Regions from separate parts of the Homo sapiens genome. Here region 2 is linked to region 1. Evidence: chromatin contacts called from ENCODE Hi-C or POLR2A ChIA-PET data. All regions are on one chromosome and are shown on one strand. The core of a region is the stretch at or near the end of the contact, and the rest is flanking DNA. Distances in the headings are between cores, read along the strand shown. Region 1 has its middle 54 kb from the start of LINC01874. Region 2 has its middle 40 kb from the start of TMEM18-DT.

Region 1 (2,700 bases), core at 201-2,700:
CCTTCCTCAGACCTCCGCTTCTCCATATTTCTGGGTATTTTGATGCATTATATAGAATGCTAAAAACAAAGACTCTAATTCTATGTAAAGAGTCTTGAAGAAAAAGGAGTTGGAAGATTCATATCTACATTGCAAATTCTTGATAAAAACAGAATGTGTGTGTCTCTTTTCAACATTACGTACATTTTCCCTTGCAGAGGCGTATCCGTGTATTGGCTGGAAAGAGCTAATACCAGCTAACCCATGTGCCAGGCAACACCAGCAACTGGCAGAAGTCAGCAGCAATCCGATCCCACGTGACCGCTCCCTGAAGGCCCAGCCACGTGCAGGGGCCGCTAATCCGAGTAAAGATGATAAAGATCTCGCGTGCTGGGCATTGTCAGAGGCCACCTGGAGCGCACCGCACTGCACCTCCTGCGTCTCACTGCCTCTACTCTCTTCCGGGCTGCCTTGGAGCCAGGGAGATGGAATGTCTCATTCCACTGACATGGAACTTTGTCAATTTACCTAGTAAACATTTGCCAGTGCCCCCCACATGCCGGGTCTCGTGTTTGATGCTGGAAATGCAACTATGGAAAAGGCCAATCTTGTAGCCAAATGCAATCAACAGGCCCTGAAAATGCCCAGTGGGCTGGTGAGCGTCTACAACATCTACAACAGGCAAAAGGAAATTTCACGACGACTCGAGCCCCTGCATTCAACAGGGGGAAATGCATTCAATCCAGCAGGGAGAACCCAAGGTGAAGACAGTTCCCAGAAGCAGAAGCAACGCAGCCCCGGCACCAAGGTGTGAGCCCAGCTGTGGCCGAGGGTTCCTCTCACCTGGTGTGTGCCTCGTGCAAGGGAACCTGCAGAGACGCTGCCCTAAGACCTGCCAAATGGGGACCTGGAGATACATGTGGGAGGCAGCCTTCAAAAGGGAAACCAACCGCACACCCACCAGCAGGGAACAGCTCAGTTGACTTACGTAGAACTGAGGGAATGGCACTCGCTGCACCCCAGAAAACGAGTGGAAGATGAAAGGATTCCATGGAAAATGTCGACGATACATTTGAAGTAAAAAGGCACCTATATTCATAGCATGATCTCATTTTTAATCAGAAATATATTTGGAGAGAGGACAGAGATTAAACATAGCAGACAGAAAGTGGGAAGGGCTTATTCCAACTACTGACAGTACTTGACTCTGGAAAGTTAAACGGAGAATGACAGGAAGTTTAAATGGGATATTTGTACAAATATTTCAGGGTTTCCAACCTCGGCACTTTTAGCAGTTTAGGCTGTATGTTTGTGGCGGGCACCGTCGTGTTGTTAATTTAGGTTAAATTTGGGCTAAAGCTGCCTCCGTACTCTGAGGCCTCAGCCTAGCTCAGCATGTAAACAAACCACAAGCTGCCACGGGTGTGTATTCCGGTGACAGGTGGCTGCGTCTCAGCGAGCCAGAGCTGTAGCCAATCAGGCTATCTCTGCAGTCACTTCTGCTTTCTGCTATAAATATTCCCTGCCCACCGTGCGCCTGTTTTTGTCCTCGGTGATTCTTGGCTCATGAATCTTTTTTGCTCACTTAAACTCTGTTAAATTTAATTTGTCTAACCTTGTTTTAAACTGCGTGCACTGTAGGGTGTTGAGTGGCATCTTGGCCCCACCCATTCAGTGTCAGTCACATTCCTCCTCCAGGTGGGGCAAACAAAAATATCTCCGTACCTTGCCAAATGTTCCCTGGGGGCAAGATTGCCTCTGGTTGAGAACCTGAGAAACAGAGATGGGATTTGTGATAATTTAGAAATAAAACATAATGCAAGGTGGTCAATTATAATGGTGAGAAACAAAAAACTGCTTGGGAGCACAAAGGCGGATGTTGAATCCACCAACGTCCTTCACTTCCTTGTGCCTCAGTTTCCTCATCCACAGAAGCAGCGTAAAACACAGTAGTTCACAAGAATTGTGAGAAAAGTACCTGGTGCATAGTAGGCTCTTAAGGATTGTTAGATCCTTTTTTCCTCTTTAGTGTTGAATCTGGCTCCATCTGTGCTAGATCAGGAGCTCCCTTCACCTTGCTTACTCCCGTACTCATGCTACACACGCAGTGGAAGCTCAGTGAGACGTCTACACACACAGTGGGAGCTCACATCCATGCACACAGTGGGAGCTCACATCCATGCACACAGTGGGAGCTCACATCCATGCACACAGTGGAAGCTCATATCCATGCACACAGTGGGAGCTCACATCCATGCACACAGTCGAGCTCATATCCATGCACACAGTGGGAACTCTATCCATGCACACAGTGGGAGCTCACATCCATGCACATAGTGGGAGCTCATGTCCATGCACACAGTGGGAGCTCATATCCACGCACACAGAGCTGATGATATCCATGTACAGAGTAAGGGCTCATATCCATGCACAGAGTGAAAGCTCATTATGTGCTTATACCTACATAATCAAGCTCATATCCATGCACACAGTGGAAGCTCAAATCCATGCACATAATGGGAGCTGATATCCATGGACACAGTGGGAGCTCATATCCATCCACAGAGTGAGAGCTGATATCCATGCAAACAGTGGGAGCTCTATCCATGCACACAATGGGAGCTCTGTCCATGCACACAGTGGGAACTCTATCCATGCACACAGTGGGAACTCTATCCATGCACACAGTGCGAGCTTTATCCATGCACACAGTGGGAGCTC
Region 2 (2,700 bases), core at 79-2,578, 200 kb before region 1:
GAACTGAGTGTTGCCTAAGTGTACAGTGTATATAAAGTCAACAGTAGTGGACAGAAATGTCTGAGAGTCTAGGCCTTCACAGACACTCACCACTCACTCACCAACACCCAGAGCAACAACTTCCATCCTGCAAGCTCCTTTCGTGGTAAGTGCCCTATACAGGTGCACCATGTTTATCTTTTATACCATATTTTTACTGCACCTCTTCTACGTGTAGCTATGTTTAGATACACACTCTCCACTGTGTTACAGCTCCCTGCAGTTCCAGCACAGCCATCTGCTGTACAGGTTCGTAGCCTAGGAGCACGAGGCTACACCTTATGGCTGAGGTGTGTCATAGGCTGTAACTTCTAGACTCTGTTCACATATACCCTATGATGTTTTGATGTTTGCACAATGACAAAATTGCCTAACAATGCATTTCTCAGAATGTACCCCCAGCGTTAAGCAATGCATGACTGTACACATAAAACCTATACAACCAGGAATCAAGTGGCCAAGGCTAGAAGCACATGTGTCCAGCCATGCGTAGAAGCAACACAGAGTTTCTACTGACACCGAACTTCACTTGAGTTTCGAGGCCCTGCAAAAGGATGGTCAAGAAGCTCCACCCTCCACGTTCCAGAAATGGTTCCCTGCGAAGATCACCTTCCTCGCAGGTCGTAGAGGAGACCCAGGGGTCCTCTTTCTACCCGGGCAGGCCAAGCTCAGACCTTCCAAATTCCCTGTTCTTGTCTCACAAGTAACTGACCACGGTGGACGAGACACCCACAGTGACGGAGCCATCCAGTGCTCCGTACAGGGAGTAGCAAGCCCTGGCCTGCTTCTCCAAGCGTCTGCTAACCCCAGCCTAAGACCCCTCCCGCTGACCATCTCGCCCATCCTCCCCCATAGGGCGTCGCTCTGGCGGTGGTCATTCCTTCTCATATCAGAGAAGCACATGTCTTCCTGAGTGGGAGACGCTTCGGGGTCTCCTGGCTGGAACCTCTCCCTGTTGAGAGAACCCTTCCTTACCTGAGTTCAGATGTGTTATTTTATTGGACACAGCACCACCTAGATATGTCCTATTTATCTGCAAGGCAAGTGCAAGAAAACCTGCTAAGATAATATGTGTGATGCAATCTGCATATTGCAATGTTTTAGTTTTTTCCCATTTTATAGTCAATAACTTGGGCTTCATTTTCCGTTCTCTAAAATGAGGGCTGAGAAGAGTTAGGCAGCATGTCAGCGCTAGGTGGCGCCCGAGGATTTTTCTTTTAACAAATGATCCCAAATGTTCTGGAATTCGCGGTTCTTCCCGCCCAAAGCGCCGCCGCGTCCAAGGGCGGTTACCACACCGCGTGCCAGGGCGCGTCTTCCCTCCCGTGGGCCTCGCAGCGGTCCGGGCAGGTGGCTGAGGGTGGCCCGTGTTCGTCTTTCCCAGCTTTGTGGAGGTGTAGCTGGGCCTGTGGGCACACGGACGCCCTCCCGATTGCGCTGATGGGCCCGGGGACGGTCCCTGTGTCCCTGGAGCTGACAGAGCCGCCATGCGCGGCCGAGGACTCTGCGGATTCACCCTGTTCCAGGCTGCGCCGACTCCGCTCGCTTCACGTGTGCTGTTTCCTCACAAGTCGGGCCGGACGCGGATACACCCGCCTCCGTAGGCCTGAGCGAGCCTGAGCCCCTGGGCGCGCCGGGTCCCCGCCGAGGAAACGTCCCATGTGGAGACACGAGGCTGCTGTGGACGCGCCTCCTCCCTCTTCCCCGGCGCGGCTCCCCCGCACTGGCGCTGTGGACTCGGTGCGGCTCCTCCGCAGCGACAAAATGGAGTCATCAGGCCACGCTGCTGCGATGGAACCCGAGGCCTGCGGGGCCGGCAGAGCCCGCGGCGTGTTGGCCCTGCTCCTCAGAGGGGCCGGTGAGGGGCCTGTCTCCCCGGGGTGGGCCGGAGCCAGGATGACCGAGCATCGCAGCCGCGTGGACGGACCCGGGGTCAGGGCCCCGGCTGGACGGTGAATCCGGGCGCCTGGAGCAGCGCAGACCCCACGGGCCTGTGGGGTTGCTGGACCTTTTAACCGCGTCCCGGGCCGGGGGTCCACATCCCAGTTCCGACTGCAGCGCCACCTGCGTCCCGGCCTTGGGGGCCACCGTTTCCCTCCTGGGACGGACGGCGCCATCCCTCCGCCTCGGCTCCAACAGCTGGGGACGGCGGGGAAAGTGGCAGCCAGCGGCGTCCGGGGCCACCTGGGACCGGGCTTGTCACCTCGCATTCCAGAAAACACAAAGCCCTGAGCGCCGGGGGACTTTCTCTAAAAACACAGTTGGCCACGCCTCACTGAGTAATTCGTGCTTCTTCATTTTAACAAGACGGATCATTCGTACACCAGCCAGACCTCACTCCAGCCCTAAAAGTAACCGTAACTGTAAAAAATATCCAACAAAGCTAGATGTGAAAACTGGTATGAACTGTTAAAACAAGCATAATTTTATTTGGCTTAATTGCTAAATACACTTATATGTATTGCATAATATGCTCGATATTATACAAATATGTTTACTGAAGAGATAGCAAATGTCATATGCCAAGGCCAAATCAATTGGGGACATGAGGTATTATTGTCCATGTTAACTTTTTAAGCAAAATATATTCACCTTCAGCTAAAATTTTCATTTAAAAAAGTTAAAGATACCGTCAATAAGAGGATTATAAAGCTCTTTTGA

Evidence for each region. Hi-C counts contacts between places; a loop is a spot of excess contacts on that map. ChIA-PET counts read pairs that join two places held with the same protein, here RNA polymerase II (POLR2A). Pooled maps may share reads with other maps.
Region 2: a map of posterior vena cava shows a loop between it and region 1 (15-fold over the local background). The contact joins two enhancer-like sites. A Hi-C loop is called at or near these places in 1 of 168 maps with a recorded cell type or tissue (posterior vena cava) and 8 of 50 pooled maps. POLR2A ChIA-PET finds 5 or more read pairs at or near these places in 2 of 52 experiments (H1 and OCI-LY7).

The regions. Positions count from the first base shown.
Region 1 is chr2:436,926-439,625 of GRCh38, reverse strand. No RefSeq gene overlaps it. Among named protein-coding and RNA genes, the nearest start is that of LINC01874, 54 kb to the left of the region's middle. Within about 2 kb of position 1,450, at least 10 of the 41 ENCODE cell types and tissues checked have a DNase peak (open chromatin) inside an H3K27ac peak, as active enhancers do.
Region 2 is chr2:635,699-638,398 of GRCh38, reverse strand. No RefSeq gene overlaps it. Among named protein-coding and RNA genes, the nearest start is that of TMEM18-DT, 40 kb to the left of the region's middle. Within about 2 kb of position 1,328, at least 2 of the 41 ENCODE cell types and tissues checked have a DNase peak (open chromatin) inside an H3K27ac peak, as active enhancers do.